2 separate regions of the Homo sapiens genome follow, and region 1 is linked to region 2. Evidence: read pairs that join two places in POLR2A ChIA-PET (ENCODE). Cell type or tissue: OCI-LY7. All regions are shown on one strand. Region 1 overlaps KMT5A (lysine methyltransferase 5A). Region 2 has its middle 5.8 kb from the start of TCTN2.

What was found. Peaks named below come from ENCODE experiments on the same cell type or tissue, not always from the same donor. Only the 100,000 strongest peaks of a DNase experiment are listed, where the experiment ranks them.
Region 1: POLR2A ChIA-PET joins it to region 2 with 7 read pairs; 2 of 35 experiments call an interaction of 5 or more read pairs at or near these places.

What each region holds. Positions count from the first base shown.
Region 1 is chr12:123,407,658-123,410,157 of GRCh38, reverse strand. It overlaps KMT5A (lysine methyltransferase 5A), which reads right to left. Exons shown (of 8, transcript NM_020382.7): 8 at 805-2,500. The coding sequence ends at 2,455. It also overlaps a transcript of RILPL2 not described here. Among named protein-coding and RNA genes, the nearest start is that of KMT5A, 25 kb to the right of the region's middle. In OCI-LY7, no CTCF peak of the experiment used is centred here; no DNase peak of the experiment used is centred here; H3K27ac peaks cover 250 bases.
Region 2 is chr12:123,664,036-123,666,535 of GRCh38, reverse strand. No RefSeq gene overlaps it. Among named protein-coding and RNA genes, the nearest start is that of TCTN2, 5.8 kb to the left of the region's middle. In OCI-LY7, no CTCF peak of the experiment used is centred here; no DNase peak of the experiment used is centred here.

The DNA of each region.
Region 1 (2,500 bases), 260 kb after region 2:
ATTAACTTTTAAGCTGGGCGTGGTGGCTCATGCCTATAATCCCAGCATTTTGGGAGGCCGAGGCGGGTGGATCATTAAGGTCAGGAGTTTGAGACCAGCCTGGCCAACACGGTGAAACCCTGTCTCTACTGTGGCCGGGTGCAGTGGCTCACGCCTGTAATCCTAGCAGTTTGGGAGGCCAAGGCGGGCAGATCACTTGAGGTCAGGAGTTCGAAACCAGCCTGGTCAACATGGTGAAAGACCGTCTCTACTAAAAATACAAAAAAATTAGCTGGGTGTGGTGGCTGGCGCCTGTAATCCCAGCTACTTGGGAGGCTGAGGCAGAATTGCTTGAACCTGGGAGGTAGAGGTTGCAGTGAGCCCAGATCATGCCACTGCACTCCCACCTGGGCAACAGAGTGAAATTCCATCTCAAAAAAAAAAAAAAAAAAAAAAAAAAAAAAGGCCAGGTGTGGTGGTGCATGCCTGTAATCCCAGCTATTCAGGTAGCCAAGGTACGAGAATTGCTTGAACCAAGGAGGTGGAGGTTGGAGGTTGCAGTGAGCTGAGACTGCCCCACTGAACTCCAGCCTAGGTAACAGAGACTGTCTCAAAAAAAAAAAAAAAAGCATTAACTTTTAATCTTCACATACCCTATGGTCCCCAGTATACAGATGAGGAAACGAAAGAGCTCAGAGTTCTGGGAAACACGCTCAAAATCACGTCAGTAAGCTTTTCTGGTTCCCCAGGAGGATGCTTACCAAAGCTTAGACATGCTGGTGTGACACAGTCAAATTGTAAAAACAGAAAGACACACACGTGGCCTTGCCTGGCAATAAATATTTTAATTTGTTTCATTTTTATGATGACAAATAATTTTCAAGTTTATTTCCTTGTTTAAATACAAAGCTAAACCACAAACAGGTATAATCAAGACATTGTGTCTCACATTTACACTCCCATCGGATCCTCTTCCAATTTGCTGACCACTGACCAGGCTAGCGGGGGGTGGGAGGGAAGACTTTCTTAGGTAGCACCGTCGTGAGGCCCGAGGTGGGGTTGGGGGGGAATCAAAGACGAGGACAGCCTCTCATACCTGTCTCCATTCACATTTACCTGGGACCAGGGTGGGCAGGAGACACCAGGTCATGGCTCCTGAGCCCCGGCCCCCTGGACTGAAGGGACAGTGTGTGAGAATCAGTTCTGTGAAGGGCGGGAGGAAGCAGTCACCTATTCCTCCTGCCTTCACAGTTAAGGTGAAAACCTTAGCCCTATCCTTGATTCCTGGGGGCTGCCGGGCCCTGTGTGCTCCCCTGCACACCTGGGTGCCTTTCTGAGGCTGGCAGCAGCGGCCGGGGTCAGGGGTCCTGGGCTCCTAGGCTCACACCTCAGCTCACAGTTGCGTCCTTGCAGGAGGACACTGGGTGTCTGACAAACACAAGGCCTCGACAGCAGGTCTGGAACTTTCAACCCCAGCAGGATGAGGGGGAATGGGGGTGGATGTCAGGTAAGTAATTTCTGGTCCCACTACAAAACTTTATTTTTGATTAGAGTACCATTCTCAATCTCTTCTACAAAAAGCAAAAAAAAGCAAAAAAAAAAAAAAAAAAAAGCAGCCACTTCACTCACTTCAAGACCTATATACATGTAAAGTTGTTTTCTGTGGTTTTTTTTATTTTTAATTTTTTTAAATTTTTATTATTATTTTTTAAAATAAATTCAGTGTTCACATTTCTATAAAGAATTAACCCAGTTTCAGGAAACCCTGCCCCAGCAGGGCAGGTAAGCAACCCTCTCCCTGCCCACATCTAGTTTGATTTCACGCCCTGATGCTTCAAGGTGCCCAGAAAAGCGGCAGCTTGTGGAAGAGGAAATCTATGCCCGGCCCGTGCTTGGGGCCCGGGGCTCAGTAAGCTTTCGAGAAAGCAGAGGGGAAGACTAGCTTACTGCAAAAACCTTTTTAAAAAATATTCATACACTTCAGTGAGCGCCTGTTGAGACGTTAGGGGAACAAGAGCTTGGAAACATCCCGTCCAGGCCATTGGGAGGCAGCGTCTTCCTCACACCCCGTCCCTGGATGTCGGGGGTGCAGGGGGAAGGTCCCGGCTCTTCCACTGGAGAAAGGAGACTCACCTGGCTTCCTAGTTCATGTTTGACTATTTCCTCTAAAACCTGTGCTGAGTCTTTGACTGCATGCACGGGAAGCACAAACGTTCGGCTTGTATGCAAAAAAAGTACAAAAACAACTAGAATATAAAAGTTTTGGTAATATAAGGCCATCTGTTCAAGTCCACCTTGGAAACCTGTAACAGATATTTAAATACTACAGTGAAAAGGCATCTTAATATACTTTTTAAAAACATCTGAAGTAATCCGCTAAGATTAAGTGTGTAAAAAAAAAATTCAATTCCCTTTGAGGGCACTTTGTCCTTTGAAGAAGGGAAAGTGGGGCGGGGAGGGCACGGGGCCCACCGGTTAATGCTTCAGCCACGGGTGGGCTTCAATGGAAGCCTTGCTGCGG
Region 2 (2,500 bases):
AAAAAAAAAAAAAAGTGGTAAAGAAGGTCATTATATAATAAGAGGCTCAGCAAGAGAATATAACTATTGTAAACATATATGCAGCCAATACTGAAGCATTCAGATATATAAAGCAAATATTATTAGGGCTAAAGAAAGAGATAGACCCCAGTACAATAACAGTTGGAGACTTCAACCTCCCACTTTCAGCATTGGACAGATTATCCAGACAGAAAATCAACAAGGAAACATCAGACCTAATTTGCACTATAGACCAAATGGACCTAATAGATATTTATGGAACATTTCATCTAATGGCTATAGAATACATTCTTCTAAGCACATGAATCATCGTCAAGAATAGATCATATGTTAGGTCACAAGTCTTTACAAAAAAAAAATAATAATAAGAACAAGCATCTCTCTCTTTTTTTTTTTTCTTGAGATGGAGTCTCACTCTTGTCCCCCAGGCTGGAGTCCAATGGCACGGTCTTGGCTCACTGCAACCTCCGCCTCCCAGGTTCAAGCGACTCTCCTGCCTCAGCCTCCTGAGTAGCTAGGATTACAGGTGTGCACCACCACGCCCAGCTAATCTTTATATTTTTAGTAGAGACAGGGTTTCACCATGTTGGGCAGGCTGGTCTTGAACTCCTGACCTCAGGTGATCCACCCACCCGGTTTCCCAAAGTGCAGGGATTACAGGCATGAGCCACCATGCCCAGCCCCAGATCAAGCATCTTCTCTGATCACAATGGAATAAAATCAGAAATCAATAACAAGAGGAACTTTGGAAAGTATACAAACACAAGGAAATTAAACAGCATGCTGCTGAATGATCAGTAGGTCAATGAAGAAATTAAGAGTTGGATTTTTTTTTTTTTTTTTTTTGAGACAGAGTCTTGCTCTGTCACCAGGCTGGAGTGCAGTGACACGATCTCAGCTCACTGCAACCTCCGCCTCCCGGGTTCAAGCAATTCTCCTGCCTCAGCCTCCTGAGTAGCTGGGACTACAGGTACCCGCTACCACGCCCAGCTAATTTTTTGTATTTTTACTAGAGATGGGGTTTCACCATGTTGGCCAGGATGGTCTCATTTTCTTGACCTTGTGATCCGCCCACCTCGACCTCCCGAAGTGCTGGGATTATAGGCACGAGCCACTGCGCCCGGCCATTAAGAGGGAAAATTTAAAAACTCCTTGAAACACACGAAAATGGAAAAACATACCAAAACCTATGGAATACAGCAAAAGCAGTACTAAGAGGAGACCTTATAGCAGTAAGTACCTTTATCAAAAAAGTAGAAAAACTTCAAATAAACAACCTAATGATGCTTCTTAAAGAACTAGAAAAGAGTAAACCAAATCCAAAGTTAATATTAGAAAAGAAATAATATGGTGGCTCACGTCTATAATCCCAGCACTTTGGGAGACCAAGGCAGGTGGATCACCTGAGGTCAGGAGTTCATAACCAGCCTGGCCAACATGGTGAAACCCCATCTCTACTAAAAATACAAAAATTAGCCAGACATGGTGGCACATGCCTGTAGTTCCAGCTACTTGGGAGGCTGAGGCAGGAGAATCGCTTGAACCCAGGAGGCAGAGGTTGCAGTGAGCCGAGATTGTGCCACTCCACTCCAGCCTGGGGGACAGCGCCAAGACTCCGTCACAAAAAAGAAAAGAAAAGAAATAATAAAGAGCAAGAGCAGAAATAAATGAAACTACAAGTTAAAAAATTCAGAAGATCAACAAAATGAAAAGCTGGTTTTTTGAAAAGAAGAAAATTGACAAACCTTTAGCCAGACTAAGAAAAAAAAGACCCAAATAAGTAAAATCAGAGATGAAGAAGACATTACAACTGATATCACAGAAATTCAAAGGATCATTAGAGACTACTATGAGCAACTATATGCCAATAAATTGGAAAACCAGCAGGGCGCAGTGGCTCACGCCTGTAATCCTGACACTTTGGGAGGCTGAGGTAGTGGACACTTGAGGTCAGGAGTTCGGGACCAGCCTGGCCAACATGGCAAAACCCCGTCTCTACTAAAAATACAAAAATTAGCCGAGTGTGGTGGCGCATGCTTGTACTCCCAGCTACTTGGGAGGCTGAGGCGGGAGGATCACTTAAATCTGGGAGGCAGAGGTTACAGTGAGTGGAGATCGTGCCACTGTACTCCAGCCTGGGTAACAGAGTAAGACTCTGTCTCAAAAAAAAAACAACAACAACAACAAAAGAACTACAGACCAATATCTCCGATGAACATTGATGCAAAATCCTCAACAAAACACCAGCAAACCAACTTCAACAACACATTAAAAAGATCATTCAGGCCGGGCATGGTGGCTCACACCTGTAATCCCAGCACTTTGGGAGGCCAAGGTGGGTGGATCACTTGAGGTCAGGAGTTCGAGACCAGCATGGCCAACATGGTGAAACCCCGTCTCTACTAATAATACAAAAAAATTAGCCGGGCATGGTGGCGCATACCTATAATCTCAGATACGCAGGAGGCTGAGGCAGGAG